3 separate regions of the Homo sapiens genome follow, and all the other regions are linked to region 3. A link is a loop called in an ENCODE intact Hi-C map of the cell type or tissue named here. Cell type or tissue: endothelial cell of umbilical vein. All regions are shown on one strand. Each heading gives the region's core, and the rest is flanking DNA. Links, peaks and the distances in the headings are about the cores only. Region 1 overlaps LOC105373936 (a long non-coding RNA gene). Region 2 overlaps LOC101927896 (a long non-coding RNA gene). Region 3 holds the start of LOC105373939 (a long non-coding RNA gene).

Region 1 (10,974 bases), core at 1,237-9,236, 360 kb after region 3:
TGACGTTGCAATCAGGCAACATAGAGCATAAGGCCAGGGTGGACCCCACAGGCTCATGCTCAGCTGGTGGAGACATTGGTGATGGCCCAAACTCAGGGGCTGATCGTTGAAATTTTGCCTCATGGACAAACCCAAAGAGCCTTAGTGCCCTCCAGTCACAAGCCAAGCAAATGACCTGTTCCTTGAGTCTAAGAGGATCAGGTGGAAGGTAAGAACATCCATGTTGTGGAACACACAGAGGGAAACCCAGCAAGTGAGCTACAGTCTTCTGGCTCCTCTAGAGGACAGGCCCAAGGATACGGGGGCCCCAGGATGGAAGTGAGTGCTCACACCCTGGAGGAGACTCAGGAAGCCACAGAGCACGAAGTCTGCAGGGGCTGGGAGTTGGTGATGTTGCTCTCCATCTAGCCTGCTCCTTCAGAATTTGCAGGGTGTGTTAGTCCATTCTCATGCTGCTAATAAAGACATATCCAAGACTGGGTGATTTATAAAGGAAAGAAATTTAATGGACTCAGTTCAGAATGGCTGGGGAGGCCTCAGGAAACTTACAATCATGGCAAAGGGGAAGCAAACACGTTCCTTCTTTACATGGCGGCAGCAAGCAGAAGTGCAGAGAAAAGGGGGGAAAGCCCCTTATAAAACCATCAGATCTCGTGAGAATACACTCACTATCCTGAGAACAACATGGAGGTAACCATGCTGATTCAATTACCTCCCACCGGGTTCTTCCCATGACACACGGGGATTATGGGAACTACAGTTCAAGATGAGCTTTCGGTACAGACTCAGCCAAACCATATCATAGTAGTTGGCACTCCCTGGTGCCTGTGTGGTGTGCCCAGATGAAACTCTACCCACCAAGTGTCCTGTTCATTATGGCACATCAGCATGCTTACCCAGTGATGTCAGTGGAAACTAGCTTTGTGCTCCCTGTGACATAAGTTTTGCAACTTTCATTACCAGTCCCAAGGACTGTGCTGACCTTGTGGATAGGTGCCATCAGATCCCAGCATCAGTCAAAGGGGAGGTCAGGCCATCCGTCATCCTCAGTCCGGACTTCCTAGGCTCCCTCTTGGAACTGCATCCAGGGTACATGTCATCAGGAGGTGTTTCCTGTGTAAGTTGCCAAATTTAGTGGCACGCTAATGAAATGGCCTTTCTGCCTACCCCGGAGAAGCTGAACAATGAGCCCCATGCTGTGTCTACTCAGGGCCTGTGACTCCCGGCCCAGGCACTTTTAGCTTCAGCTCTACCAATGCTTTTCTGTTATCTCCTGGTGTTTAATATGGCAGGGGAGAAATTTTAGTCCAACCTACCTGACATTCATTTCCTCAAGGGTAAATTCAAAGGCATCCTTTTGTTAATTTTGAAATTATAAAAAATTGCCAGCCTTGTCTTCATGCCCATTTCTCTTCATTAATGGAGCCTGGGGACTGCGGGCCCCTGCCCTGGCGGGCAAGTCTATTTCCAGGTCAGAAAAGTTTTCTCTAATACCTTTTATTGTTGCTTCATTCTAATTTCCAGGGCGTGCTTTGTCAGGAGCAGCTTTTATTCATGGATTGGATCTCCTTGGTGAGTCCTCTGCTTCTATTATCTTATTTTTCTTATCTTTTAATCTTTTTATTCATTTCCTCTGTGATCGTATAAGGTCACTCAAGTTCATCTTCAGCTTTACTGAGTTGATTTCCTTCAACAATGAGCCTGATTTTTCCCTTCTGGTGTGGATTTAATATCTGTCTCTGTTCTTTTTATCTATGAACTTGTTCCTAGGACTGAGCTATCCTTATCTTACCCTGGAGAATTAAACAAGAGCTGCGTCTTCTTGAGTCACACAGAGAATACTGAGTGGGGGTTTTCTGAAAACAATCCCTCTGTTTCGTGGAGTATGTCTGTTATATCGAGACCTCTTCTTTGAGGGCAGGGAGCTGGGGTTGTTACCGGTAGAAGGTGTCCAGGTTCTTGGCGTCTCAAACAAAGAAATGGACAAAATGCATAAACAAAGCAAGGAAAGCAAAAGTAGGGATTTACTGAGAACGAAAGTACACTCCACAGTGTGGGAGTGGGCCTGAGAAGAGGGGGTCAAGAGCTCTGGTTACATAATTTTCTGCGGTTTCAATACTCTAGAGGTTTCCCATTGGTTACTCGGTGTATGTTCTATGTAAATGAAGAGAATGAAGTGAAGTTACAGAGTCATTTACTCAGAATGCGCCCTGTTATAAATGGAGAAGATGTTACTTTGTATGTGTGGTCTATGTAAATGGAGGATGAAGTGAAGTTTCAAAGCAATTCACATTCCTGTCATTGCTGAAGTGCTTTCATTTATTTATTTATTTACTTTATTTTATTTTGAGATGGAGTCTCACTCTGTCTCCCAGGCTGGAGTACAATGGCGCAGTCTCAGCTCACTGCAACCTCTGCCTCCTGGGTTCAAGTGATTCTCCTGCCTGGGATTACAGGCACCTGCCATCATGCCTGGCTAATTTTTGTATTTTTGTTGAGATGATGTTTCACCATGTTGGCCAGGCTGGTTTCGAACTTCTGACCTCAGGTGATCCACCCACCTTGGCCTCCCAAAATGCTGGGATTACAGGCATGAGCCACCATACCCGGCCTAGGAAGTCAGCGTGGGTTAGCCTTATGTTCCCTGCTTCCAGGCCCTGTTCTCCTGCCTCAGGGTCAGAGGTCGGAACCCAAATGCCTTTAGGGCCAGGCAGGCATCTGCAATGAGTGGAACCACTGGCTGGCTGGAAGGACGGTCAGAGCTCCTTGTCTGACTTGTCCACAGAAGTGGAAAATTCCAGTTTCCAGGTGAAATGCTGTGACTTTTCAATGTTAGGCCAATCCAGGGGTGGGGAGGGCAAATGCAAAAGGTTTCCTGGCCAGTGTTCTGCCCATTGGCCTCTAGTCTTTAGCTAAGGCTTAGCAGAAAAGCCTTCTCCTATGGGGAGAACTTTCTGTGAGGTTCCATATGGTCCCTGCTGACTCTTCCTGGAGTGAAGAAGGCTTTTCCAAGCCCCTTGATGGAAGACAGGATGCACATGTGGTCCACTCATTTGCCTGGAGGTGGAGGAGAACTCTGCTGGCCTTGCCTAATAAGATGCAGCCTCTAAAATGACGGCAGCAGTGAAGATGAGAGTGAGATGACATAGTGCACTTCCTACGGGCCAGACAGGCTAAGTGCTCTGTGTGTATTGCATCCTTTATTAGAAGGCACCCAGCAAGGTGTTTGGGACATAGTAAACTCTCAATAAATCTCATGATGTTCATGATTGTTAAGATTGCTCTTTACATCTGGAAGTCTACGAGGTGTGAATAGCACAGTCCCCAGGGCACACCAGGCTTGCATTATTGCTCACTCCTGCGTCTTGCTTTTTCCTGTGATTAGCAGCAATTTTCCAAGGTGCTGAGGCAGAAAGTGGGAGGTCAGGCTTTCGGCCAGTAATAACAGTGGGCACTGTGCTACAAGCTATGCATAAGCATTTCCTAACAACGAGCTTGCAAAGCTGGTGGTGTTGTCTCTTATTTACAAATGAAAAATCTAAGATTTGGAGAGGCTAAATAGAGGATTTATAACTGGGTTGAGCAAGATGAGGACACTAAATTCGGTAATATGGAGGTTGTTGGGAACCTTGAATGCAGCAATTTGCGTGAAATAATTAAGGTGGAAGCCAGATTCAAATGGTCTGCATAGGAAGTGAAAAATGTATACATGGGCTGGACGTGGTGGCTCACGCCTGTAATCCCAGCATTTTGGGAGGCCAAGGCGGGTGGATCACCTGAGGTCAGGAGTTTGAGACCAGACTGGCCAACATGGTGAAACCCCAGCTCTACTAAAAATACAAAAATTAGCCAGGCATGGTGGTGTGTGCCTGTAGTCCCAGCTACCCAGGAGGCTGAGGCAAGAGAATCACTTGATTCTGGGAGGCAGAAGTTGCAGTGAGCTGAGATCACGCCACTACACACCAGCCTGGGCAGCAGAGCTAGACTCCATCTCAAAAAAAAAAAAAAAAAGAAAAGAAAAATGTAAATATGGCAAGAATAACCATTAAGGAATTAAACAATCAGACTATAGACTAAGAGAACAATTTGCAAGATATGATAGACACAGGATTCATCTTACTAATATAAAGAAGTCTGCTATAACTTGAGGAACAAAACAAATACAATCCAATATAAAAATGCTCAATGAATATGAGCAGGTGATATACAGAAGAAATCCAAACCCTCTGTAAACAGCTTCCTTATCGTCTGAAATTTTCAAATTAAACCCAGAAGTCTATTTTTTACCTATTGATGATAAAAGCCAGTATTATGCAGAGTGAAGGGAAAGATACTCTTTCCTTCTTGCTAGTATGAGTGTGAAATACTGCAACCTCTTAAAGATGTAATCTAGAAACATCGTTTAAAATGTAAACTATGTATACCCCTTGACTCACTAATTCTACACTTTTGTGTGAGTATCATAAACTCACACTCACAGGATGTGTTGGCTATGTCATTTCCTAGCTCCGTAACTCTCCGACCCATTATCTAACCTCAACATGCTTCAATTTCCTCATCTCTAAAACGGAAATAATTAAAGTGCTTATCTCACAGGATTGTTGCAAAAAATTCATGAGCGAACAGAGATATAACCAATGCCCTACTGCCACTATCGTCGTCTTCATCTCTACTGGATATTGCATATCCTTCTGCAATTTGCTTTTTCTGATCAAATTATATTTCTTCATGATGATAGGTGTAGCTCAGTCTCATTCATTTTGATTTTGCTACTGTATAGTAAGTACATTATATGACTATATGACAACTACATATACGTTTTCTGATTGATGGAGGTAGGTCTTATTTGCCATCACAAGCATGGCTTTGGTGATCTTCTTGTCCTTATCCATCCACACATGTGAAAAGTCCTCTAGGCTGCAGTTCCAGAAATTGAATTTTAGGGCCCGGTGAGTGAGTATTGTTCATTTTCCTTGATAGTGCTATCTCATCTTTTAAAGTATAGTTTGTGGTTTGTGTTGCTCTAGATTTGCACACATGCATTATCATATCAATCTAGTTAATTTTTGCCAATACAAGTTTTTTTCATTTAAGTTTTTTCTTCTGGGAACTGCCTATTCATGTTCTTTGCTATTTTTTTTTTTTTTTTTTTTTTTTTTTTTTGAGACGGAGTCTCGCTCTGTCGCCCAGTCTGGAGTGCAGTGATGCAATCTTGGCTCACTGCAACCTCCGCATCCCACATTCAAGCAACTCTCCTACCTCAGCCCCCTGAGTAGCTGGGATTACAGGCACTCGTCACCGCACCCAGCTAATTTTTGTATTTTTGGTAGAGCTAGGGTTTCACCATGTTGCCTAGGCTGGTCTCGAACTCCTGACCTCAGGTGATCCACCCGCCTCAGCCTCCCAAAGTGCTGGGATTACAGGCGTGAGCCACTGTGCCCAGCCTGCACTTTTTCTATTATGTTGTTTTTCTCTTCTTGTTGATTTATTGAAACTTTTTACTTGATTTTATTTTTTGCAAATATCTTTTCTGAGCCTGGCTTATCTTTTCACTTTATTTGCTTTGTGCAGAAGTTTTCATTTAAATGTAATCAAATGTATCTATCTTTTGATGTTCCTTTAGTGGAATTTTTGGTGTCTTTTTAATAAATTATATCATTCCTTTTTTTTGGTCTAGAGGAAGATGGGAGGTTTTCATGTTGGCCGGTATGTAGGTATATGTGCTGAGAAATATTATGTCAATAGTGCCCAAATTCCAGGTGTTATGTTTCTTTGTATTTGGGAGGATAATGTATGTTAATCTGTACATTAACCTGGAGTGAAAGTTCTAGAATACCCCATACCATTGGTCACCTAAAAAGGTAACCCATATAACAAGTCCCTGAATCTTTATAGGGTTACTTTCCCACCCTCTGGAATGCATGTCTTGCCAAAGTCTCCAATATCCTAGCCACTTTTTTTTTTTTTTTTTTTTTTTTGGAGATGGAGAGTCACTCTTGTTGCCCAGGCTGGAGTGCAATGGTGCCATCTCGGCTCACTGCAACTTCCACCTCCTGGGTTCAAGCAATTCTCCTGCCTCAGCCTCCTAGTAGCTGGGATTACAGGTGCCTGCCACCATGCTTGGCTCATTTTTTGTAGTTTTAGTGGAGATGGGGTTTTGCCATGTTGGGCAGGTTGGTGTTGAACTCCTGACCTCAGGTAATCCACCTGCCTTGGCCTCCCAAAGTATTGGGGTTACAGGGGTGAGCCATCACCGCACCTGGCCCACTTCTTTTTTATCCAGTCAAATTACCATGACTTTATTCATAATGTAGCCCAACAGAATGTTCTGAAAGGTGACTAGTAGGCCTGTGTCTCTTAGATTACATTAAGGAGAGAGTAGAATAGTTGACACAGCCCTTATTCAAGCATGGAAATGTACATTCTTGTTCATTCCAAGTGACTGCAAAATATTTCTGATCTGATTTTCTGATAAGGATAAAATAATGTATTTGGTAGATCAATAGCCACACACCATGTGCCCAAGGCTATGTCAGTCTGCTCTAGTAAAGATACTACACCAGGCACAGCAACTGCCACTGGGCTACTATGCGGTTGAGTTTCTTGTCATTCACTGTTGACCTCTAGGATTAGGAGCCAGACTAGTGAATTGTAAGGAGGCATAATGAAGCACCCCCTTGTACTTTTTCTTTAAGAATGGCACTAATTTCTACCATTCTCTTGAGGATGTGATATTGGTTTTGATTAATTATATTGGCTGGTGAGTGGGTGGGGGAAAGGAGGCCAGTTTCAGGGGTTTCTATTTGCTTTTTCCCACTATAATAGCTCTTATCCCTAGGCCAAGAAACCAGTGTAGGAATTGTGCTAATGACCACTGCAGGTATTTGTAGTTCAGTGGTTGTAACATGAGCTAAACCAGGGCCAGGACTCCACTTAATACGTGGCCCCCTGAGAGGGTACCATGACGCTGCTATCATTGTCAACCAGGACCCTGTCTCTAACAGTACCTAATGTTTTGTATTCCCCTTTCCACACTGTGCAGTGACCAAGGTAAACAGCCACAGGTCCTTGCAGGGAAAGACTGAGGACTCCTTTTCATGAACATTTGCTATGATGTTGCAGGGTCCTTTCTCCAGGGGCCGACCTTCCCATTAATCCTAAAACTGGGTACCAGGTAAAGGATATTACTTTACAAAGATCAATTATCTCAGCCTCCTGGTCATCAGTCTTGATTCTTCTGATTGTATAGGTTGATATTACCCCTGTTGGCTGCCTAGTCATCTTCCCCTTGGGAAGCCACATTCAAATAAACATCTCAATAACTTTCAGCCAGCCAGGCCCCTCTGGCTACCCTCCAACACGCTCATGATAATTTAATCCACCTGCCTTCCGATGACAAGGTGTTGCCACCTTCCCACTGTTGTTTTGGGATCCTGTCATTCCCATTGCTGCGGGTGAGCCCAGTCCCTAACGGCATCTCCTACCACCAGCCTTTGCATACAGAGGAGAATCACCTCTGCTCTTAGCATCCTTGGTGTCCCCCATACCAGCACATTTCTTACAGCCTTGCTGAATTGTGTACCCTCTGGGTGCCTCTCTGGGCACACAGTACTCTGGTAGGTTTTCTGGATTTAGGTGCTATATACCCTTTAGCATACCCACTTCTCTCTTCTATCACCTGCCACAGGAATTCTGAGATTTCTACCTGACTTAGTGTAGCCCACTGTGTTTTTGTGCTCCCACAAGCCATCCAGACCGCACATTTATGCCGTTACTCGAAGTCCTTGCCAAGGTATTGCATCCTGTTTTTATGGAGAATGCTGCCAAATCAACTAACTCTTCGTTATCCAACCTTACAATCCATCCCCCTTGATCAAAAGCCCTTGAATCCATTTCCGTATGGGCCCTCCTCGCTTCTGCTGCTACTGCCGGCTGGGCCCCGCAGCTTCTCTGAGGTATAGGCACTTTCCTCCCAGATGCTATTGAGTGCTGGATTTTCTTGTATTCCTTAGCAGAAGATTGGACAATTTGTGGCCATCAGTTTTTTAGTGGATGAATGATCCATCCATGGCTTGTTTCTAAGCTGCATTGGGAAGAGTCTAAAGACACCTTCTTTGCAGGGCTAATTAAGCTCCATTTTAAAAGACACAGCCTAGCCAGGATCTCTGTTGAAAGCCCTGTGAGTTCAACAGTCTCTCCACTCTGGCTAGAGAAAACTTGAAAGGTCTCAGGCACCCCATAAGCTCATAGAATTTTCTCATCACTCCTTGTAAATTATTCTTTATTCAGAAATTGTTCCTGTCCAGTCTTGGGAGTTTCACTCTATGTATGTGCAGTTTGATTTTCAACCAAAGACTCAGGGGACCCCATGCAGATTTCTGAGTTCTTTTAAGAGTACATAGCTTCTTTCTCTCAGGTTCTCTGGCCCACAGATTCTAGTGTCTTCATAGTCTCTGAACTCCAGTTGTATGTATCTTCAATGCAGCAGGAATGTTAGATTCTGTGTGGGTCCCCTCCATAAGCCACAGTCCAGGGACTTCTCCAGGCAGAAAGCCTAGGCCAGGATAGGGCCCGTCTCACTTCCTGCCCTTTCTCCTGTGCTGTGTGTTGTTCATTGTCTGACAGCTGTGCTTTTTGTGTGTTCGGTTCTCTAGTTGTCTACTGCAGGAGGGTGATCCTGGACCACTTCCTCCCCATGACCAGAAGTCCAGAGGTTTCCTATTGCATGTTCTACTTTTATTTACTGATAGAGGAATGCTATTGCTTTTTAAATGTTGATTTTGTATCCAGCAACCTTGCCAAACTCTTTTTTTTTTTTTTTTGAGACAGTGTCTCACTCTGTTACCCAAGCTGGAATGCAGTGGTGTGCAATCACGACTCACTGCAGCCTCCCCCTCCCAGGGTCAAGACATCCTCTTGCCCCAGCCTCTCAAAGTGCTGGGATTACAGGCACGAGCCACTGCACTTGGCCGCCAAACTCTTGTATTAGTTTTCATGGCTTGTCTGGACATTCTGTTAAGTATTTTATATTACAAAAAGATCATGTATCTGCAAATAAAGATGGTATAATCTCTTCCCTTCTAATTCGTATACATATTATTTCTTTTTCTTTTCTTATTTAGCTAGTGACTACAGAACATTTTTGGTGAACATTGTAACCGCCCAAGGGCTTCACCTTGCCCTCTGCCTAGACAGAGCAATTCATCAAGACAGGGGAATTGCAATAGAGAAAGAGTATTCAAGACAGGGGAATCGCAATACAGAAAGAGTAATTCATGCAGAGCTGGCTGTGTGGGAGACCAGAGTTTTATTATTACTCAAATCAGTCTCCCCAAACATTTGGGGAGCAGAGTTTTTAAGGATAACTTGGTGGGTCGGAGGAAGCCAGTGAACCAGGAGTACTGATTGGTCAGAGAAATCATAGGAAGTCGGAGCTGTCTTCTTGGGCTTAGTTGTTTCCTGGGTGGGGGCCACAAGATCAGATGAGCCAGTTTATTGATCTGGGCGGTGCCAGCTGATCCATCAAGTGCAAGGTCTGCAAAATATCTCAAGCACTGATCTTAGGAGCAGTTTAGGGAGGGTCAGAATCTTGTAGCCTCCAGCTGCACGACTCCTAAACCATAATTTCTAATCTGTGGCTAATGTTAGTGCTACAAAGGCAGCCTAGTCCCCAGGCAAGAAGGAGGTCTGCTTTGGGAAAGGGCTGTTACCGTCTTTGTTTACATGATGAACTATAAACTAAGTTTCTCCCAAAGTTAGTTTAGCCTACGCCCAGGAATGAATAAGGACAGCTTGGAGGTTAGAAGGAAGATGGAGTCAGTTAAGTTAGATCTCTTTCACTGTCTGTCATAATTTTGCAGAGGCGGGTTTCAACATGACGACAGAGGCCATCCTTCCCTTGTTCTTGACTTTGGTGCTAATGCTTCTAGACGCTAACCATTAGGATTAGTGTGTGCCGTAGGCTTTTCAAGTTTCTTCTTTTTCCCAATTTCATGAGAGTTTTCAGATCATAAACTGGTATTGACTTTTGTGACTGACCTAGGTACATCTATTGAGATTTTCCTTTGTTTTCTTCTCATTATTCTCTTAATATGGAATATTATAATAACAATTTTTCTGTTTTTGAAAATTATACATTCCCAGAATAAACATGCATTATTTTAAAATATAAAGTTGAGTTTGATTTGCGAACATTTTGTTTAAGATTATTGTATCTATGGATGCAATGACAGGCTGGTCTATCTTCTCCTTTTCTTATACTCTTCTAGTCCAGTTTGGTGAAAAGGATATTTGCTAGATTTTTCAAACAAGTTTTGGAGGCTTTCCTTCCTTTTCTAATCACTTAAACAGTTATTTAAGATAGTTATTTTTTGAAGGGATGGCAAAAGGTACCATAAACCCATCCAATCCTACTGTGTGTGTGTCTCTTTAAGCAGGAATCTTTTGACTACAAGTTAATTTATTGTTTTCAGTGTGTATGGTTTTAATGAGAATTCCTATTTCTTTGTGAATCAGTGTTGGTAACCTGAAGAGAAACAAGCAGAATTGCTTCCAAAGTGTAGGTTGCCTAACACCAGAATGACTGACACTCTCCCTTCTCAGTGGGAGGGTCTGTGCTTGAAGTCAATCTCCCTGGCGATGGGGGTTCCTTTCCTGTTGGGGTAGTATAAGAAACCAGCAAGCTGCAGGTGCCTTCCCAAAACTCCTGTCCAGCTGGCCTGTATCCTGTAAGAGCCTGGCACCCAAACCTTTTCTGTTTATACATACCCACCTGATGGTTTTTCTCCTGCTCCATACAAGGTATTATAAGAAGAGGCAGGTGCCTCATTAGAACCTGAACCCTCTGCACATCCAGAAGCATCGGCCTGTCCCCAGTGCTCTGCTCTATGAGATGATGAGACACCAGGGAACCGCCAGCCTTCTTCTCCACTTTTTGTTTTTTCTCAATTTTATTATTTTATTTTGTTTTAAAAT
Region 2 (10,974 bases), core at 1,577-9,576, 140 kb after region 3:
CATGATCTAGCCATAACTCATACATAAATTCCACTCATCTCTCTCTGGAAGTAGGATTCCAGTCACGTCTCTCTGGACCCCTCTTTGCTTTCATCATAGTCCTGGTAGCAAAGCAACTCCAAGTACACTGAAACTAAAGGTGTGTCTGGGAAAGTTGGCCAAAGTGGACTGGCCAAAACTTTATTTATTTATTTATTTATTTATTTAGAGACAGAGTCTCACTCTGTCACCAGGCTGGAGTGTACTAGCGTGATCCTGGCTCACTGCAACCTCCACCGCCTGGTACAAGCAATTCTCCTGTCTCAGCCTCCCAGGTAGCTGGGATTACAGGCATATGCCACCACGCCTGGCTAGTTTTTGTGTTTCAGTACAGATGGGGTTTCACCATGTTGGTCAAGCTGGTCCTGAAGTCCTGACCTCAGATGATTCACCTGCCTCGGCCTCCCAAAATGCTGGGATTACAGGCATGAGCCACCATGCTCCACGTATTTTTAAAATGTAAACAGACCATAAACAATGTACAGATCTCAGAAGAGATGAAGGGGTAGAAAGTAAATGCTTGTTCCTTTTCTGTTGGCCCCAGACCCCCATGTCCCTGGCTCCCTTTTTTAGTAGCAGTCACTGCTGCCACTTCTTGCCTCACCTTCTAGAGAGTCCAAGCATATAAAATATTCTAAATATGACTGTCTTTATCCCTTGCTTTTTACACCCAAAAGCAACACGTTTCTTTTTCAAATGGTTTTCTCCCTTCTCCAATGCGACATCTAGGAGCTCATTCCACATGGGGGCATATCAATCTGCTTCATTCTTTTTAAAAGGCTGCATAGATTCAATTTATTAATTTACTTAAATATTCCTTAGCAAAGGGTCTTTAGATTGTTTCCAATTTTTCCTAATGCAAACAATAGTAGAATGAATAGCACAGACACGTATCATTTCGATACATGGGGACGTTTGTACGATAAATTCCTGGAAGAGACATGCTTTGTCAAAGGACATGAGAATTTTTAATTTTCCAAATTACTTCCATAAACGATGGGATAGTTTAATCCCCCATCCCCCTCAGTGGTATTTGAATTAGTCTCCAGACTGTTCACTTTCTGGTTCAATATATGCTAGTGGGCTGGGAAGAACACAGGTTAGTGCCAGTGGAATGGACCTGGCCAATTCACTTCTCCGTGAATCTCAACTTCCATCACCGCAAAAATGAAATGCCACCTGTCCAAGCAACATCACAACTTCTGTAAAGACTAAGTCAGAAAGCGTTCAGTGCCATAACTTGTCAACTCTGGGAGTGTTTGGGAGTGCCTTTGGTCAACTGCAAAGCTTAATGTGTGTGCTTCTCCGGGCCAGCATGGAGGCTTTGTGCTCTCCTCTCATGCGAGGTTCTGTTCAGTGGGAGTCATAACACCTTTGAGCATCCTCAGAACCAGATAAGGAGGCCAAGTGAGTGCACGGTGCCACCGTGGAAGGGGTTTGTAGAAGTCATAGGTTGGTCTGATTTCCCTCTTAAGGCTGCAGGCTGGGAGAAGGTCAAACAAAGCTCAGAGCGGCTGGATGTGTCATCCCAGCAACCTGGCCATGCCTGGTGAAATATGACAATGCCACCCTCACTAAGTAAAGAGTACAGTGACCATTGAACCCTACCCATGGCATCTGTGAAAAACTGCTTGGCTGCCGAACACCACTGTAGGAGCTGGGAAGCATAAATTTCAAATGTTCATGTCCTTTTGGGGAGAAAATGTGAGTTGAATTCTAACTTGAACATTACATTCAGAATAAAGTTATTAGCTGAGTGCTTGTTTTCTTGCAGATTCTACTGTAGTGTTACAAAATAGAGCACCTAAATAGCTATTTTTTTTGGAAAAAAATCATTATTTTTTCTGGGGGGAGGGGGTGGGGGCGGGAATGGAGTTTCACTCTGTTGCCAAGGCTGGAGTGCAATGGCGCCATCTCGGCTCATTGCAACCTCTGCCTCCCAGGTTCAAGTGATTCTCCCACCTCAGCATCCTGAGTAGCTGGGATTACAGGCTTTCACCACCATTAATTTTTGCATTTTTAGTAGAGAAGGGGTTTCGCCATTTTGGCCAGGCCGGTCTTGAACTTCTGACCTCAAGTGATCTGCCCGCTTGGCCTGCTAAAGTGCTGGGGTTACAAGCATGAGCCACTGCGCCCGGCCCATTGCATGCCTTTTAAAAGTTAATATTTCATATCTTAAGCTTAAAATAGTAAAGTAACTATATATTATACAAACTTCAGTCAATATAGAAGTGTGTGAAGTGTGAGACTCCTCAATTCCTTGTCCCTACCCGCAGCCCCAACACCTACATGCACTAGCAGGGGAAAGTTAGATCTTTACCTTTTTGAAAGCTTTTTTGGGGTGCATATTAAAAACTATGAATATGCACATGTATAAGACTATATAACCCTTTTACAAAAATGGAACCCTAGCAACACAGCGACGTGTAGGTTGGTTTTTTATGTAGATGATATTTTGATAGAGGGTGGCGATCTTTAGCTCCTAGAACCAAGGATGCATCATTTGCATTTTCCTTTGTGTTAATCCTGCACATACAGAGTGTGATGTTGAATTTTTCAGGCACACTCACCATGGTGGGGGGAGGGGTCAGAGAGTCCAGGCAATACCCTAAGAGAAGCGAGTGACCAATGCTGTGTATCCTAGAGAACATAACAGAATTCAAGAGGCATAATAGTCATCTTCAAATACCTGAGAGATTGTTAGAGGGAAGAACCGTTGCTCCATTCTGGTGGCTCCTGGAGGGGTGTCTGTGACCAGCTGATGGAAGCTTCAGGGTAGCAGAGATCAATAGACCCGAAGTGACATCCTAAGAATGTTGGTTTTGAGTCCTACTGGCTGAGTTCCAATCTTAGCTCTTCTACCTAGTAGCTGAATAAAGTCCCTGTGCCTCAGTTTCCTCATCTATAAAATGGGGTAAGCAAATACTTCTTCTGTGCTGTTTCTATGAAAAATAAAAGATATTCCATGTAAATCTCTCAGACTAGTACCTGGTGCAGAGTGAGCTCCCCCCATAACCATAATGGTCCTCCCAATGCTTTTGGTTGGTCAGCGGGCTATCTATGAGCTCTCTGGTCATTGATGGCCATATTAGCTTTCAGTGCTCAAAAGACTGACAGTCTATATCCCTATGCAGCACGACTTCAGAAAATCCCATCTTTTACCAGGTTTCTGTCATTGTGAAACTCCCCAATTCCTCCCCATTTCTGAGAATACCCTGCCTCCAGATGTGCCTGATCCTCAAGTCTGTCCTTGTTCTTTCCCTGTTGCTCAGCTGGCGGCTGACTCCTCCCCTGCTCTCTCAGATGAATGCCATTTACTGAACCAAAGTTGGCTTCCTCCAGGCTGGGTGGATCTTCCCTGCCCTGCTTCACCCAAGCATGATCCCAGGCTTCTCTTAATTCCCCACAACACAGCAAAAAACATACTGGATTGTTTAACAAAGCTTACTCCATGTAGGGAATGCCTTGGTTCCTGTACCCACCCCTGACGTCACCTGTACTATGGTCATAGTTGCTGTCTACCCAAGGGGACACATCTGCAGGTGTGGCGACACCATGGAATCAAGGCTGGGTTGCTTATGTCCTTTAAACTGTGGTCACTTGGCTCAAAGTCCAGCCCCTTGGGGCCCTTGGCCAGATCCATTTCCTTATTCTTCATTCTACTCCAGCCTGGGCAACGGTAGGCTGGTAAATTCTGTCTCAATAAACAAAACAAAAAGTCAGAAAGCCATGACTGTAGCGTTTGCCATTTTTTTTTTTTGGCATGTAAATACTCTCACCATGGTCTGTTTCAAGCTACCAACAGCTTAACATCTTGTTTGGAAAATTTCTGCCTGTTTGGTTATTGGCCTTCCAGGATGCATTGCTAGGCAGAGGCATGTGTGGTGTTCCTCGTGGCTACGTTGGTTCTGGGTATGATATGGGTACTGACAAGCAAGAAAATTGGAAGCAAGGAGCTCATTTCACCCTGCACAGAGTTTCTGTGGCAATTTCTCTTGTCTTGAGTTTCCAAACTAGAGGTCTGGGATTGAATGAAGTGAATGGGCTAAACTATCTTTTTGTTTTTTTTAACTTTAATATCCTGTATCATTGTCACAATGTAGCCTTCTTTTCGTGTATCTGTGAGACTCCTCCCTTGAACGAACCTCAAAGCTCTAGTTTGGGGATGGCAGATAGGGCACCAGGGCCAGTTTTCTGGAACCATCTATGCTATTTTTATGTGCTGGATATAAAAGACTCATGCTTTTTGACCTTTGCAGGTACTTGTGACCATCACACATGCTTCTTCCATAAAGTCTTGTCCATAAACTATTATCCACCAATTGAAATTTTGTTTAAGAAATAAAAAAGGAGTAAAAGTCCTTGGGACTCAATACTGAGGACTATTTTCGGTTCACATGCCTTTCCCTCCAAGAATCCTATCAGTCAGATTTCTGGGTTAAACTTTATTTTCACCCAGTATTTTCAATCTCTAACAGAATAAACAGCAACCCCAGGAAATAGATACATCTGCAGCTCTGCAAAGAATAACATTCCCTCCCCTCCCAGGCGGGGAGAGAGCACCGCAGTCCCCACTCCCCCAAGAAGGAGGCCAGATGCAAGGGAGTTTCCTTTCTTTGGCTGGTCTTCTAAGCAAAGTGAAGAATTCTTGGAGCATGAGTCATCTGTCCTGATTCCACGCGGCACTGCATGGCCAGGACCTCCTGGGGAAGAGGAAAAGTGAGAAAGAGGCTGTATTAGTCAGGGTTCTCTAGAGGGATGGAACTGATAGGATAGATGTATATATGAAGGGGAGTTTATTAAGGAGTATTGACTTACACGATCACAAGGTGAGGCCCCACAATAGGCCGTCTGCAAGCTGAGGAGCAAGGAAGCCAGTCTGAATCCCAAAGCTGAAGAACCTGGAGTCTGACATCCTTCAATCCAATCAAGTTGACACTCAATATTAACCTACAGAGGCGACCCACCACTCATGGTTCTGTGTCCCTGAGTAGGGCTCCCAGTCACTGCCCATCTTCTCCAGAGCTCTGCCCAGTTGTCACTTGAGGGTTGTAGTTTTCAAAGTGAGACTTAAGAACATGGGACTATATATATTTATGTATATATCCAGCAGTGTAGAGCTCAGGGTTGTCAAGAGGCCCAGAGAAGAGGGGAGCAATCTGTGCCTCTTTCTGCCTTGGTCCTGGGCCAAGGGCCATGTGCGATAATGAACGGGTCATGGCCCTGATGGGTGCATCTTAAACTGCAGTGAAGAACTCACCCTCCTCTTCTGCAGAGAGTCACCAGGGCCAACCCAGAGGCTTCGGGAAGCATACCTTTCAAAAGAGATGAGGAAGTTCTGGCCCAGATTCTCTGAATGCAAATATTCTCTATTGGTAAAAAGAACTCATTCTGGGACAAATCTTCATTCTGAGTTGTAGGCAAATTACCTTTGTGGTCACCAGACAGTAGCTCTGCCAGTTTGTTTTACAGCAAGTATGTAATTTAAGAGGTGGACATGCCCATTCCCAAAGGATTCTTTACTTTGTCACGAGATTCTTGACACAGGATTGCATAAGGTTTTCCAAGGTTTGCTGCAAGTTCATTCACTACTTGGATGGCCAGAAAAGCCTGCGATGTCAACGTCACTGTCAATTAAGGTCAGTCAGGAATGCAGGAAAAGGCCCTTTGGAATTGCCACCCAAGTCTTCCATCTGGGGTGGTTTTGCTAACAAACAAGTTCTGCAGGACCCGATGCCTTAGGACATTAGTGCAGTCTTCCTTGTCATTTAACTTTGGAATTGCTTAAGTGGGTTTCTTCACCATGACTCTTCTCAGGACTCTGCATATGAAAATTTGTGCGTGTCCTAGAGCCAGTCATGTTACAATTTCCACAATCTTATGTGACTATGTCACCCTATGGATTTGCATCTATTTTTACTGACCCTGTTCTGAGGAATCCAATTAAGTAGCTCAACTACCAATCATGCTCCACAAATCAGCTGGTGTTTAGTGCAGGAAAAGCTCTTCTGAAAAGTGTGCTTGTTTGTTTTTATACACATTGTTGATAGGGTAAATAACTCTTACATATATGCTAGAGACTTCCTGAGACCCCACCTGGTGGAGCCCGATAACCCCAGAGAAGGATTTGCTTACCCTGCTGGTCTCATTTCTCCCTTGGAATCCTGCCCTATCTGAGGAGCTGGTCAGGATGCAGCGGGGAGCTGGCATCTGTGCAAATGTCACACTCACCATCATGTCATCCACCCCACGACCCCTTCCTGAAGAAGACACAACCTCAGTTTCTTCAAATGCCTGATGTGTTAGCTTGGATTCTATCAAACAAGGACAGTGGCAGAGTTTTGGTTTTGTTATAAGAAGAAACGCTGCGTTGTGCGAGTGGTCCCAGTGTGCACGTCTGGGGTGTGCTTCAGGAAAACGTTAGGCCAATGATCAATTCCCAGGTGTCTTGACCCAATCAGTTTATTAGAAACAAGCTTTGTTTCCCTTTCTTACAAATATCTTCTCCACCACTCGAAGTCCTGGACCTGCCTGGTTTCAGTATTGTAGTGGGGTTCTCTTCCTGTAGGTGCTAAGTGGGAAAGGGAATTTGACAGCCAACCAGGCTGTTTGTTTTAAAACAGTCATCCAGGTTAGGGGTGGTGAACATAAAATATGTTCCAGAAAGGTTGTAAAATGATCCTTCCCTTGGTCATCTCCGGGAAACCGTCTTCTGAAGGTCATTTTTAGAAACAGGATTCTAAAATGAATTAAAGCAGCTCACCAAATAGCCCCTAGAGTCAGAATCCACTTGCACTTGTTATCATAATGAATTCTCAGACACAAGAGTAAAGTCAAATACTAGAAAACGGTTTTAAGGTGCTTTATTTAGCTCTTTCTGTGTGTGCATTGTTTATTGGCAGAATTCTCAATTCTTCTCTTCTGCCATTAATATTGAGTGAGCATGTGTGTGTTAATCAAAGAATAGCACTTTTGGGGGATACATTTTAAGGGTTTAAGTGTAATTATTTAGTTTAGAATTGGCTGGAATATAAGCTCCTCGGTGGAATATGTGGGAAATTATACAATGTGTATTATTGATTCACCATTGCAATACAAAGATGAACCCCTTTTTTGTGTAAAAATCAGTATAACTGCTACAATATGAGATATGCAGTAGTCCCTCTGCTGATGCTGAGGAGACTGTCAGCTCTGTGTATCCGAGGAGGCATTGGTTCCAGAATCCCTATGGATACCAACATTCATCGATGCTCAAGTCCCTTCTATAAAATGGCACAGTGTTTGCATATAATCTATCCTCATCCTCCCATAAACCTTCAATCATCTCTAGATTACTTATTATACCTAATACATGTAAATGGTTGTTGTATTGTTTTTAAAATTCATATTATTATTATTATTATTTTTCCCCTGACTATTTTTGGACCACAATGGGTTGAATCCTTGGATTCGGGTCCTGTGTTTACTGTACTGAAAATGTCAACAGCAAGGATCATGGTAGGATGGAGGGGTGTTAGGGGTTGGGCCCTGGAGTCATAAAAATTGCACTGTGTCCTGGCCTCTCTGTTTACCAGCTGTTGAATCTTGTGCCTGTTACTTAATTTCTGTGAGTCCCACTTCCCTCATCTGTAAAATGCAGAGGGCACTAGTAACTTACCTCATGGTCTGAGAATTCTTTCACTCGCTCGTTCAATAATTGATTATGCACCAACCAGGCACTGTCACCAGCTCGGGGAAATAGGACAGAGGCAGCATCTTGTGAATATTCAATACATATTGACTCTTTTTTTTTTTTTTTTTGAGACGGAGTCCTGCTCTGTCGCCCAGGCTGGAGTGCAGTGACGCGATCTTGGCTCACTGCAAGCTCCGCCTCCCGGGTTCACGCCATTCTCCTGCCTCAGCCTCCCGAGTAGCTGGGACTACAGGCGCCCGCCACCATGCCTGGCTAAATTTTGTATTTTTAGTAGAGATGGGGTTTCACCTGCATATTGACTCTTACTTCCCAAATTAGTAGGAAGAAGAGGAGAGGTGCTCTTGCCTTATAAATATCCCTTCCCAGGTGGGCGTGGTGGCTCACACCTGTAATCCCAGCACTTTGGGAAGCCGAGGTGGGCGGATCACCTGAGGTCGGAAGTTTGAGACCAGCCTGGCCAACATGGAGAAACCCTGTCTCTACTAAAAATACAAAATTAGCTGGGTGTGGTGGCGCATGCCTGTAATCCCAGCTATTTGGAAGGCTGAGGCAGGAGAATCACTTGAACCCAGGAGGCAGAGGTTGCCGTGAGCCGAGATTGCACCATTGCACTCCAGCCTGGGCAACAACAGTGAAACTCCATTTCAAAAATAAATACATAAATACCCCTTCCCTCTCCCTCTGGGGTTTTCTTGTGTATATATTCACTATAACTTCTGTAATAAAAAATTTCCATTGTGAGGAGGAGAAAGGTCGCAAGATGCTCTCCAGTGAGTTATAGCCTGCTGAAGTGCTTGCAAATGACATCCTGTAAAAGCAGTGTGCGAGGAGCAGTTACGGAGATGTTTCTCTGAGGATTTATGTGTCTCATGGCCCTCTGAGCACACACTTGCTGGTGCCCCTCTCCAAGGTCCCTCTCTGAGGCCACACCAGTTTGTAGCACTTACTGCCAGTCCTGTGGCTCCAGGGCTCACTACGTACACTGCAACTGCCCTTCCTTCCCAGGACTCACTCTGTGGCTCGTGACCTCAGATAACCTTGGACGCCAAATAGATAGGGAAGCCCTGGGATTTGTGCCTGTCAGGGAAAGAGAGAACATACCCTCTACTTTGCTCATAATCAAGAAATCTGATTTCACAATTGGCTACAGCTAAAGCCCTTTGATGAAATGTTTCCAAAACACTCATTAAACTGTTTTGGAAAATGTAAAGATGGGCCTGTAGCGCAGACTGAGGTGTGTGCATATGTGTGTGGAGTTGAGACTCAACTGTGCTACTGGGAATTTAAGATGTTAGAGGCTGGCTGGGGGTGGAAGCAAAGGGAGAACAAGAGGAAAGAGGGTGGTGTATGGAGATACCTGGCAGAGGCCAGGATCTAACAGGAAACAGTAGCCATAAACAATGCCCTGTGTAAAACCAGGCACCACATGTTTGGGTCGAGGAGGCCTGGCATTGAGTATGAAGTTGGCTGCCTCATGATGGGCCACTAATAGCCTTGCATCCGGGAAATGTGAGGGACAACCGGGGAGGAGTGTGTACAGCAGGGCAAGCTGACTGCAGAGGGAGGCTGACAGGGGCTGCAGCTGAGCGCCACACTGGGCTGCTATCTTTATCTCTATGCTCACAGGTAATTTTAAATTTGATTGTCAGGGGAAAAGCTATATACATGGAAATGCTCCTCATGTCACTTACAATGACAAAAAAATAGAAGCTCTGGATTTCTATCCATATTGAAATGGTTAATTAAATGTCAGTATTTAATAGTCATGGACTGTTGTGCGGTCATTAAAGCAGATCATTATGAAGACTGGGGAGCAACATGGGAGACAATTATGGTACACGAATGAAAGGAGGATATAGCATCTTACACCCAGTACGATGGCAACTAATAACACTCAGAACCGTGTCATCGAGCACCTACCTACCATGTGCCAGGGAGGAATGGATTCTGGACCATCAGAAAAGGTCTTTGAGAATGGGGCATGCTAGGGAGTAACAGAGCAAATGAATATGCAATGAGAAATCATGAAAAATTCTAAATAAATGGCCAAAAAGGTAATATGTAACGAAAACATATGAAAGTTCTATGGATATAAATAGGGCACAGTGGATTCAGAATAAGAGAGAATAGCCTACTTGAGAATAGCTGGCTGGGAACCAACCCTGCAAATCAACAAAAGGCTGGAAGGAACACATGCAAGTCAGAGCAAGGAAACAGAGGTTTTGTGTGGAGGTCATGTGGGTGCCTCCTTGGGTTCAAGTCCTGGCTTCTCTACTTACCTGTGTGGGACCCTGGGCACATTCCTTAACTTCTCTCTCAGTTTTCTCATTTGTAAAGTGGGGTTAACAGTATCATCTACCCCTTAGGGATGAAGGGATTAATGCAGGAAATCACCAACAGCTAGTATATAGGATACATGTTCAATAATTGTTAGCTATTATCATTGTTGTATTATTTTTTTAGTCTTGACTTTCAAAAACAATGTATTAATATTGCACAGATAATTATAATGTCTAAATATAAAGAAAATAATTTTTAATGTGTTAGTCTGGATCTTCCAATTCCTGGACGGTTGTGAGTGTGTGTGTTTGTGTTGGGGGAGCATATCCTTTGGATGTGAACGGAGAAGTTGGGGCCTTGGTTGTCGCTGGCAGCTGATTCATGAGGGTAACCATTTTATCTTGTGAGGGCAGCCATCTTCTATCCCAAGGGCAGCCATCTTCTATCCCAAGGGCAGCCATCTTCTATCCTGAGGGAAGCTGGCCTGAGGATGAAGCCAGAATATGGAGAAGAGGAGAAGGAGATGGCTGAGAAGCAGAACGGAAACCTGAACTGCATTTTTCTTAGAGCAAGAATTACATCAATTCTTCAAGCCAAGTTGAGCACTGTTGGTTTCTGCTACTTGGAACTGAATAAACTCTGACAGATACTGTACAGGGAACAGTACTTGGGGAGCTCCACTTCATCTGAGGCCTTCGTGAGTGGCTTGTGTCACATTCCTGGCTGTTCAGGCATCAGTCCTGGTTTCCTGGTGAGCTCTCTGCTGACTCCACCCAGAGCTCCCTTGCTTCCGTCTCTGCAGCAGCTACCTCCGTTCTCACACATGGCTTCTTCTGAGTTTTCTTATTTCAGCCAGTACCATGGAACTCTCCTGACCTTGTGGGCTTTGGGCAGAAATAACTCCACTCCCCACTTCTCTCCTAAATTACTGGCAATGGTGATACTGACCATGCAGGGAGAAA
Region 3 (10,974 bases), core at 1,646-9,645:
GCACTCCAGCCTGGGCGACAGAGTGAGACTCTGACTCAAAGAAAAAAAAATGTGGCTGGCAAGCTAAATGACATTAAACACCTGAGGAAAATGCAGTCAACTCTAGGAGAACTCTGGGCATGGATGGCTTCACCAGTGTCCCTGTGTCATGGCGCCATCTTGGACTGGAAATCAATGATGTCATCATGCATGTGGGTTACACAGGAGACACCATGGCCAAACCCACACTCAGAAAAGACCTGCACCCAACAGAAAGACTGGAAGACCCATGCACACTCGGCTTTTCCTTGTATTTTTAATGATTCTTCTAGACTTTGACTTTTTCAACTCACTGCCCAATCACTTCTGGAGCCTCACAAGATCTAGTTCATCATTCTGGACTCTACTGTGGCTGTGGGGGGTGAAGGTTTTAATCCAAGGTTTCGAAAATCACCACCTAAAAGCAAGCCAAGGAGAGTGTCTCAAGGAAGGCGTCCTAGGCTTTGATTCTGACCTCGGAACTCTCTCGCATGAATAAGTGGGGGGACACCATGAGCCGCCCATGTTGGGGGGAGGCGGCCTGGGGAATGAAGGGTCTGGAGATTGTCATAAGTCAAACATGTGGGTTCACGTTTCTCACACCAGCTCCACGACCTTTGCTAAATGACTCATCTTTCCTGGGCCTCGTTTTCCTCAACTGTAACATGGGGCTCTAACGTACATCAAGTTCATGTGGGTTTCTCTTGCTTTAATTTTTCTTCCAGCCTGTAGACCATGTTGAGGGCAGGGACCCTGTCTTTTTTTTTTTTCTTTGAAATATACCAGACACTGAGTGCCAAATACATAGTAGAAATTGCATACAACACCCGTGAAATTCTGTGACTAAGGCAGTAGTTCTCAAACGCCAGCATTCACTGGAATTACCTGGAGGGCTGATTACAACACAGGTTGCTGGGCCCAACAACGCTCAGTTTCTGATTCTGTAGGTCTGGGGTGGGCCTGAGAATGTGCATTTCTAACATGCTCCCAGCTGATGTTGATGCTGCCTCTGAAAACCATTAGCAGGCCGGGCGGGGTGGCTCATGCCTGTAATCCAAGCAATTTGGGAGGCCAAGACGGGTGGATCCCTTGAGGTCAGGAGTTAGAGACCAGCCTGACCAACATGGTGAAACCTCATCTCTACTAAATACAAAAAATTAGCCGGGCATGGAGGCACATGCCTGTAATCCCAGCTACTTGGGGGGCTGAGGTTGCAGCAAGCCAAGATTGAGCCATTGCACTCCAGCCTGGACAACAAGAGTGAAACTTCATCAAAAAAAAAAAAAATAAAATCATTAGCATAATGTATCCTAGTTGATAACATACTTTCCCATCTGGCCTCTCGGTCGCTTTTCACAACCCTATGAGGTAGGCCAGACAGGTATCATCATGCCATCATTTAGCAGATAAGAGAACTGAGGCTGACCAGGTTTCAAAGACTCACCCGAGATCAGGAAGTGAAAAGCTGGGATCCTAACCCAAAGCCACCAGCCATGATATGCAGAGTAACGACAAACACAAACAGAACAATCCCAAGACCACACAGGCTGCAGTAAGACAGGACGTGGACAAGTGAGGGTGTAAGATTCCAGACCAGGCTCCAATCCTGCATTTCCTTTTCCCATGGCAGGTTATAAAATCACAAGTCTTTGAAAGTAGAAGTTAACATTCCTGCCTGAATCAGACTACGAATGTTTGTGACGGAGTCTTGAAAGAGTTTTGTCCCCCTAATAAACCTTTAGGAGGCTGAAAATATCTGGGAAACATCAGTATGTTGAAGACTTGGACCTTATTTAAATATGGACTCAAATCCTGGCTCTGCCACTAAATGCTGGGACCACAGTTAAGTCTTATCCTTCCTCCTCAACTCAGGGTAGGGAGGGAATGACTGGGCCTCCTCATGAATAAGAGAGATAACGCCTGCACCATGGTCTCTGTGCTCATAGGTGTGAGTGGAGGGCTGGTTCACCTGCACATGGACCCTGAGCTCATAGGTTTGTGTCAAGGGCTGGTTCACCTGCACATGGACCCTGAGCTCATAGGTGTATATCAAGGGCTGGTACACCTGCACGTGGACCCTATTCTCGTAGATGAGTGTCAGAGGCTGGTTCACCTGCACTGTGGTCTCTGCGCTCATAGATGTATATCAAGGGCTGGTTCACCTGCACATGGTCCCTGTTCTCGTAGGTGTGTGTCGAGGGCTGGTTCACCTGCACATGGACCCTGAGCTCATAGGCGTGTATCCAGGGCTGGTTCACCTGCATCATGCTCCTTGAGCTCGTAGGCGTGTGTCACAGGCTGGTTCACCTGCACCGTGCTCCTTGAGCTCGTAGGCGTGTGTCACAGGCTGGTTCACCTGCGCACAGTCCCTGAGCTCATAGGTGTGCATCGAGGGCTGCTTCACCCGAACATACATCAAGGGAGGATGCTACAAACAGACAGTCAAAACACCTGTGCGCAGAGGGTCAAAAATATCTGTGCGCAGAGGGTCAAAAATACCTGTGCGCGGAGAGTCAAAATGCCTGCACACAGAAGGTCAAAAACACCTGTGCACAGAGAGTGAAAAACGACTGTGTGCATTGGGTCTAAAATGCTTATGCACAAGTGTCAAAAACAGCTGTGCACAGAGGGTCAAAAATGCTTGTGCACAAGAGTCAAAAATGTGTATGCAGGTGAGATGCGTTTTCCCACTTCATTCCCCTTCATTCACGCACACTTTTGACTTTCTCCCATATTCTTCTAAACAGCTTCCGCCACAATGACTGTCTGTGAAGTCATTAAGGCAGATGTTGGCAGGTGACTCAAATCTTGGTGGATGGAGCTAAACTATGTGCCTTTCTTATGACTCCCAGGGGACAGCCACAAAGTGAGGACTTCGTGGAAGTGAAGGCCAGCTATAGTAGATCTTTGTACACTCACTACTCTGTTGCTGCGCTGTCAAGATATTCTCCAAATAGGGGGTGTGATCTGCAGGTGCTCCGCTATCCCAGCACACCACAGCCCCAAGCCCGGGTCAGCCTGCAGGATGGAGGATGCGCTGCAGACATATAGCCCCCAGGGCTGCCCTGGGGTCGACGCCCCCGCCTCCTGGCCTCCAGAAAGACAATTCTAGGGCATAGTCTCATGGCTCCTCAAATGCGTCTCCAGCATGATGGAGCCCTAATAGTTGGTTAACAGTGGCCACTAGCTCAGTAGCTGACCCCCGATTAGCTTTTCCTCTTCCCTCTTCTCACCCTCTTCTATTTGGATGGACTGCTGGGACCAGTCATCTCCCCGAAAACATCAGCACCCAAGTCCTTGTCTCAGGCTCTGCTTTCAGGGGTTGTAAACCAGGACAGATGGTAAATGGTGCTAGACCACTGGGTTTTCTGTCCACGACACAGGCACTCAGCTGAGTGATGTAACTGAGGACTCGGTCGGTTCTGGTCCTGAGCACTCAGTCGGTTCTGGTCAAAGCCAGTGGGCTGTTACGGATTGTTAGAAATTCCCAATTTAGAAAGCCAAGCAAATATTTTCTTCTGTTAATAAGATACACTTATACTCAGCAAAGGGGATTGATTCCTCATCTGACATTTTTACACTGAAAAGGACAGGGCTTAGTGGCTCATGCCTGTAATTTCTACACCTTGGACAGCCAAAGCAGGGGGATTGCTTGAGCCCAGGAGTTTGAGACCAGCCCGGGCAATACAGCAAGACTTCGTCTCTACAAAAAGTTAAAAAAAAAAAAATTAGCCAGGCATGGTGATGTGTGCCTGCAGTCCCAGCTACTCAGGAGGCTGGGGTGGGAGGATCACTTGAGCCCAGAGGTCGAGGTTGCAGTGAGCCATGATTGCACCACTGCACTCCAGCCTGGAGACAGAATGAGACCCTGCCCCGCACCAAACAAACAAACAAACGAAAACTCATACACGTGTATATGCCCTGTGGGTCACTTCCAGGCTGAGGACAACTGCCAGAGCAGGGATTCCTGACCCTTAGCTAGGCCTGGATCCTGGTTCAGGCTCTGTGGCCCCAGCCCACGTGTCAGCAGGGAAGCCCAGCCCCAACCTCAGATGGCTCTGCTCAAACGTAACTCCCTCAAAGCCGCAGAACCCTGCGTGACTTTCCTATCGATGTTGTAACAAACTACCACAAACTTAGTGGCTTAAAACACACATTGACTCTCCAACAGTTCTGGAGGCTGGAAATCTGAAACCAGGCCCACTGGGCTGACGACAGGGCCAGTGCCTTCTGGAGGCTCCGAGGGGGTGAGCTGCTTCTGTGGCCCTGCCCTTTCCTGCATCCCGTGGCTGCCTGGATTCCTGGCTCAGGGCCCCTCCACCATCTTCAAAGCTCGGGACTCCAGTCTCTGCTCCCACCATTCCAGGGCCTCCTGCTGTGGTAAGATCTCCATTTCCCTCTTAAAAGACCCGTGATAACATTTAGGGTCCATCTGGGTAATCCAGGGTATCTCACCATCTCAAGAGCCTTCAATGAATCACACCTGCAAAGTCCCTTTTGCCAAATAAGGTAACACCTACAGGTTCTGAGCATTAGGATAGAAATATGTTTTTTGTGGAAGGGATTACTCAGCCGACCACACCGTATCAAAAACACAAGCACACCATTGCTGCCCACTCCCTCCCCTGGTCTCGTCCACCGCTCTTGACATTCTTGTATCTGTCATTTACTTCTCTCCTTTTTCTCCCACCAGAACAGGCTCCATGAATGCAAGGACTTTGTCCTGTTCACCAGGAACAACCTGGAACATAGCAGGTGCAGTCAGCCAATGTTTGAATGGATGGATGATTTATAGAGTACCCATATGCCAATGCAGGTGGACAGACGGGAACTCAGAGCTTCTCAAGCACAAATCTGGGGACAAAAACAAGAAGCACCTTGAACGGGCTGTGTGGAGTGCCCTGGGTAATTGGCACCCGGGTGTTTCGCAAGTTGGCCTGTATGGCCTGCGGGCAGGAACCCACCTGTCCTGCTCACTTCTGTATCCCCACCCAGCCCCTAGGCCTGCACTAGTGCTCAGCAGCAGCTGCATCAATAGCACCTGCTGCCTGAACAGAAAAGGAAGCTTCCCAAGCACCTGTAATCGGCAGTTTGGTCTCAGGTCCACCGATCCACCACCTCCCCGCTGGTCTCAGCTGCATCTCTCCACCAAATTTACAGCCCCACTGCCTCATCATCATTGTATTATCCCCGGCTCAAGAGCACAGGGTGCCTGCTCCTTCCTGCCTCTTCCTCCCTTGGAGCCAGGCTTCCCTGCCCCATTTCGGGGTTCTCTGCAGTTTGCCCTACCCCACGTGGACAGACTCCATGGCATCCACTGGTCACTCCAGCCAGGTCAGCGGCCCCACCCTCAAACTCCCCTATACATATCCCACCTCCTCCCATTTGCCCACTGCCCCTGTGACTAGGGAATGCCTCCTTGGTCCCCTCCCTGCCTGTGCAAAAACTGCCTCTCCCTCAAGCCCCACACTGAGGCTTCCCCGCAGCCTGTGTTCCCAGGTCTCGGGGATAGCCCACCTGCCACCCAGACTCTCAGCCCCACAGCACTTCCTCCCTGTGCGTGAGTTTCTGACCATCTTTTTTTGCTCCCCAGGGAAGAAGATGGTTTAATTTCTCCTGTGCCCTCCAGCTGCTGGGCTTTGAGACCTATAGACTAACAGTTCCATTTACGAGCTGCACACTACTGGACAGGCTGGTAACCCTCCGGCCTCTCCATTCCGCCTCCATAAAGTGGGCACACGACCCCAGCCCAGCACCAGCAGGCGGAGGGCACCAACACAGAAGTGGACAAAACCCTGCAAAGCCACAGGTGTGCCCACTGGTGCCAATAGCCCACCTGGTGCCAGCGATGCCCCGCTCAGCTGGGAGAGGCCCAGGCACCACCAGAGACCAGGACAGAGCGGGCTTCAAAGTGTAGCTGGGCCGGGAGAGGTCTCTAGACAAAACCCAGAACAGCCGGTTACATCGAATTTTCAGGTGCACAACTAATAATGTTTTAGTGTACATTACCCCGGATATTCAAATGGACCCGGGTATTCTGCATTTGTATTTGCTCAACCTGGACCCCACTGCCTGTGCCAGTCAGAGGGAGTTTCCCAAAAAGCCCAGCCTCAGGAGGCGACATCAGAGGTGGCCACCCAGGAAGGAGGCGGGGACGGGAAAATGGCAGCCGAGCTTACAAAGAGATGCGCTCCACGATATTTGCTTCCCACTAAAGAGCTGTTTTCTAGAATAAATAAAATAATCTTCTTGCTAACTATCAACAAGGGATTGTTTCGGTAATATTTTTCCACTCCGGTATGATTCTGCAACAACTCGGAAAACAAAGCAGTCACTCCCACAACAAAGATCCCTGTGGAAACCGCTCACCTCCATCCCGAAAGTCAGTCGTGACTTCACCTCACATTCCGCCAGAAACCGACTGCAGATTGTTACCAAAGAATCCTTGTGCAAACAAACACCAGCCAACTGCGACTGAATGGCAGGAAATGTAGCAGCTTTTTCTAATTTTAACTTTCTCCAGGAATGCATTCCTTCTAAACACGCTGGGCAAATTCTCCCCAGACCCGTGCATTCCTCTGCGGTCAAGCAATCACCTTCAGGGGCCTAAGACAAACTGCAGATTCCAAGTGTGCACTGGCCTGGCTGTGAGGGGTCCCCGAGCTCCAGGTCCCGTGCTGACTCACTGAACGAGGCTCTCCAAAGTGACTAAGAGGTTGGAATGAGCTATCTGAACAGGAAAGCACTCCCAGACTAGAGGGGGAGCCACAGACGGGAACAGAGCCCAGCAGTCTCCACCTCAGGAAGGCAGCATCAAGCAAGAGCGATAAACAGGGGCCGAGTCCACAGGCACCAGTCCATGACCCAAAGACCAGGACACACAGGCCAGGACTAGGAATGCCGCAAAAGTGTAATTCTGCAAATTATCCTCCCGGGACAGAAAAATTCAGAATTGTGCCTGATTTGATTTTAAAAGCCCATGAGGGCAAGGGACAAACCGGGATGCAGTGTCTGCAATGCTCGTAACTAAGAGAGGCTTATTTTCCAGAAAATTCAAAGCACTCCTACAATTAGCCAGGCATGGTGGCACAAGGCTGTAATCCCAGCTACCCAGGAGGCGGAGGTTGCAGTGGGCAGAGCTTGTGCGCCACTGCACTCCAGCCTGGGCGACACAGTGAGACCCTGTCTCAAAAAAACAAAAACGAAAAGCACTCCTACAATTCAGTAAGAAAAACGGGCAAAAACCACAAAAAGGATTTCCGCATGGGAGGAAATCAGAATGGTCAGTGAACATTAGCTTCTGGCAGAACATAAAAACACTCAGATACCATCTCACACCCATCAGACCATCCCCCCAAGTGAAAAAAAGGCGGACAATATTGAGGGAGGGGAGCATGCGGAGGAGCCTGGGCGAACCTGAAGGCTGCTGTGGGAAGTGGAGCTGGACTGGCAGCCAAGGCCCAGCCGCACTCCCTAGATAAACATTTGCACGCTGAGCTGGAAGTCATGTACAAAGACCTTCACAGCAAGTGTGGTTTTTGATAGCAAAGGCTGTAAACAACCTATTGTCCTTTAGGAGCAGAAAGAATAATTAAGCTAAGGCATTAACATACAGCAGTCCCCCCTCACCCCAAGTTTCCATGGTTTCAGTTACCCCTGGCCAACTGTGGTCCCAAAACAGGTGCTACAGTACAATAAGATATTCTGGCAGGGAGAAAACACATTCACACAACTTTTATTACAATATAGTGCTATAATTGTTCTATTTTATTATTCATTATTGTTCATCTCTCAGTGTGCCTAATTTACAAACTAAACTTTCTCATAGGCATGTATACATAGGAAAAAATAAATAGTACATACAGGGTTTGGTACTATCTGAAGTTTCAGGCACCTTCTGGGGGCCCTGTATCCCCTGCAGATAAGGGGGGGACTACTTACAGGGGAAAGGCACATAGTAATGAAAACAGATGAACTACAACTACAGGTATCAACACAGATGAACCTCAAGAACATAATGCTCAGCCAAAAAACGAACTCTTGCAAGACTATGTATTAGCTACCTAATGCTGTGTAACAAATCGCCCCAAACAACAGACTTCTATTATCACACAGTTTCTGTAGGTTAGGAATCCAGATGTGGCTTAACTGGTAAAGAAGAGACTCTCTTCTTCAGGGCCTCTCACAGAGCTGCCATCAAAGTCTTGGCCCAGGCTGGGGTGTCATCTCAAGGCTAGACTGGGGAGGGGTCCTCCAGGGTCATCTGGGGGAGGGGTCCTCCAGGGTCATCTGCTTGTTGTAGCATCCAGTTACTTGTGGCCATGGGACTGAGGCTTCAACTGCATGCTGGCTGCCGGGGGAGGCCACCCTCAGTTCCTTGCCACATGGCCTCTCTATATGGCAGCCTGCTCCACCACAGCCAGCAGGGGAGACCATCTGTTGTCAAGGAAGAAGTTCTAAGCCCACATAATGTAATCACGGGAGGAAGGCACAGCATCAACTTGGATGCATCCTACTGGTTAGAAGCAAGTTGCTAGCTCGGCTCACGCCAAAGGGAGGGGACTTCACAGGATGTGAACACCAGGAGGTGTGGATCACTGAAGGCCATCTCAGAGTCTGCCAGCCACAAAAGATACTGCATGATTCCATGTACATAAAAGTTAAAAACAAAAACAAACGATGTTGCTTAGAAACACAACCCCATGTGATAAAACTAAAAAACAGCAGAGAATGACAACTGCGAAATTCAGGACAGGGACTCCCTCAAATGCTTCAGGTTTATCTGATAAACACATTTTTGCAGGAAGGGGAGAGGATCGGGAGCTGGAAGCTGGGATTGGGAGGGGCAAAGGGAATTTCAAAGTTAAGTTCCATTTCTTGGCCTGAGTAGTGGCTACACAAGTGTTCATTGTTTTTGTGATTGTGTAAACATTCCCAAATATTTTCAAATATTACCTGTATCTACTCAAAGTTCAGGGACCACATGGCTTGCTCCCTTAGCACCCCACAGAACAGTGAGGACAGGGGCTCTGCACCCTGTGAAACCTCAAGAAATGCAGCAGATGCCTCCCTGGCATCCCCGCCTCCACCTTGCCCTGCAAAGAAACGCACCAGCTCTGACCGAGAAGCATGTCCGGCACCCAGAAATCCTGCTGTCTCTCCTCGCCAAACCAAATGCAAAAGCCTCCAGCCTGACCTGGAGGTAGAGCCGTTCCTCCAGAGGTTCAGCATGTTCCTCCACGCAGCGGCATGACTCTCGGATCTCACCAGCCTCTTGCCCTTCAGTTTCAAATGCAGGCCACGGACGCTGCACGACTCGGTCTCTCTCCACAGGGCCAGGGCTCCCCTCCAGGACCTCGAAGCACCCTACTGTTGGGGTGCTTGTCTCTGTTTCAGTTGTCCCTCTTAAGGTAACTGAAAACAACCACGGATTTGCTGGAAGTTGGGAGTCGCCCAGAACCACATCCTGTTTGGCTCTGGCACTGATTCAATCATGCCAATGTCACCCGGACAAAAGAACTTTCTACACAGGCTTAAGAAAGAGACGCGGCACCTGCAGCAGGAAAGGAGCCCAGCCGGAGAGTTCACCGCACCAGTCAGCGAGCACAGAGTGCTGGACGGATGACCAGTGGGGCCTTGGGGCAGTGTGGGGCGCAGGAAAAGAGTACCTGGTCCCGCAGTGACTGCAGTGAGGAGGACCCTGCATTTTTACCCACCCTCCTCACCTGGCACCACTGCTGTACAGGCTGTCAGGTACTTGTTGAATGAATGAATGAATGGATGAATTAATGAATGAAGCTCTTCTCCAGGTGCAGTGAGGAAATGCCAAAATAGAAACAGACTGCCAGCATGGTGGCTCACGCCTGTAATCCCAGCACTTTGGGAGGCTGAGGCAGGCGGATCACCTGAGGTCGGGAGTTCGATTCCAGCCTGGCCAACATGGTGAAACCCCTTCTCTACTAAAAAATACAAAAATTAGCCGGCATGGTGGCGCATGCCTGTAATCCCAGCTACTCGGGAGGCTGAGGCAGGAGAATTGCTTAAACCCAGGAGGCAGAGGTTGCAGTGAGCAGAGATGGCGCCACTGCACTCCAGCCTGGCCAACAAGAGCCAAACTCTGTCTCAAAAAAAGTAAAAAATAAAATAAAATAGAAACAGACCATCCAAGTGGGACAGACTGGCCACTAGCAGCTGCAGGACACAACCTCGGTGACACCCTTCTTGCTTAAGACTAGAAACTCAAGTGCAGGGTCTCAGGGTCTGCGTGTGTGTGCACGCATGTGTGTGTGTGCCCATGTGTGTGCATATGCGTGTGCGTGTCTTTCCCAGCGCAGGGCTCACTCTGTGCACTAACTGCATAAGCAAAAAAAAATCATCTACGGAGCAGGTGCCTCGGTGTGGCTGTGAATATTCATACTTGAACCAGCCCTCTTTGGGGGAGAGACACTCTCATCCTGTTTTCCATCCACTCACCCCTAAGTCGCTAATGGGATTAGTGGGGGCTGGCACCACGGCCACAGGTCCAACACCTGCCAGTCGCCCCAGAGCTGGGTGCTCTGGGCTCTGAGTTTCAGAGCAGTTTAATAATGCACCATTGTCCCTGCAGCTCTGCTCCGGTTCTCAAGTTCACTCGGCAAAAAGCTGATCTGCCTCCGTGTTTAGAAGCTCCTCACTGGCCAGGAGGGTGGCTCACCTCTACACGTCTGGGCTGGAGAGAACAAAGGATGTGCTGTTGGGAAAAGAGATGGGCCTCGGCCCAACTGGGAGGCCTGGGCCCAGCTGCCATGGCGCACCAAGCGAGGGTCTGTAGGAAAGGGAAGTTCCCGGCCAGGAAATGGGGACCCTGAGCTTCTCCCCGGCAGGAGGTGCCCAGTGTCACCTGCCTGAAGCAGACACGGGTGCAGAGGGTCAGGCCTGGAACCCCAGCCTCCAACCAGCCTTCCTAACCACTCTTAC

Evidence for each region. Hi-C counts contacts between places; a loop is a spot of excess contacts. Peaks named below come from ENCODE experiments on the same cell type or tissue, not always from the same donor. Only the 100,000 strongest peaks of a DNase experiment are listed, where the experiment ranks them.
Region 1: a loop joins it to region 3, with 8 times the contacts of the local background. A loop is called at or near these places in 2 of 110 quality-filtered maps.
Region 2: it touches region 3 in a loop (7-fold over the local background); 2 of 110 quality-filtered maps call a loop at or near these places.

What each region holds. Positions count from the first base shown.
Region 1 is chr2:234,613,758-234,624,731 of GRCh38, reverse strand. It overlaps LOC105373936 (a long non-coding RNA gene), which reads left to right. Exons shown (of 3, transcript XR_923998.3): 2 at 1,525-1,572. Among named protein-coding and RNA genes, the nearest start is that of LINC01173, 63 kb to the left of the region's middle. RefSeq lists an enhancer at 744-1,943. In endothelial cell of umbilical vein, for the core only: no CTCF peak of the experiment used is centred there; a DNase peak (open chromatin) is centred at 4,521; H3K27me3 peaks cover 2,354 bases.
Region 2 is chr2:234,834,190-234,845,163 of GRCh38, reverse strand. LOC101927896 (a long non-coding RNA gene) reads left to right here. Exons shown (of 9, transcript XR_002959457.2): 3 at 10,426-10,974. Among named protein-coding and RNA genes, the nearest start is that of SH3BP4, 110 kb to the left of the region's middle. RefSeq lists an enhancer at 9,942-10,974. In endothelial cell of umbilical vein, for the core only: no CTCF peak of the experiment used is centred there; a DNase peak (open chromatin) is centred at 4,663; H3K27ac peaks cover 1,058 bases.
Region 3 is chr2:234,977,141-234,988,114 of GRCh38, reverse strand. All of the region lies in intron 1 of SH3BP4 (SH3 domain binding protein 4), which reads right to left. LOC105373939 (a long non-coding RNA gene) reads left to right here and starts at 9,337. Exons shown (of 3, transcript XR_924008.1): 1 at 9,337-9,428; 2 at 9,550-9,771; 3 at 10,625-10,974. RefSeq lists enhancers at 3,227-3,940, 3,916-4,210, 3,941-4,655, 7,040-7,777, 10,637-10,974. In endothelial cell of umbilical vein, for the core only: no CTCF peak of the experiment used is centred there; DNase peaks (open chromatin) are centred at 6,644, 7,474, 8,604, 9,494 and 1 weaker place; H3K4me3 peaks cover 1,741 bases; H3K27ac peaks cover 6,486 bases.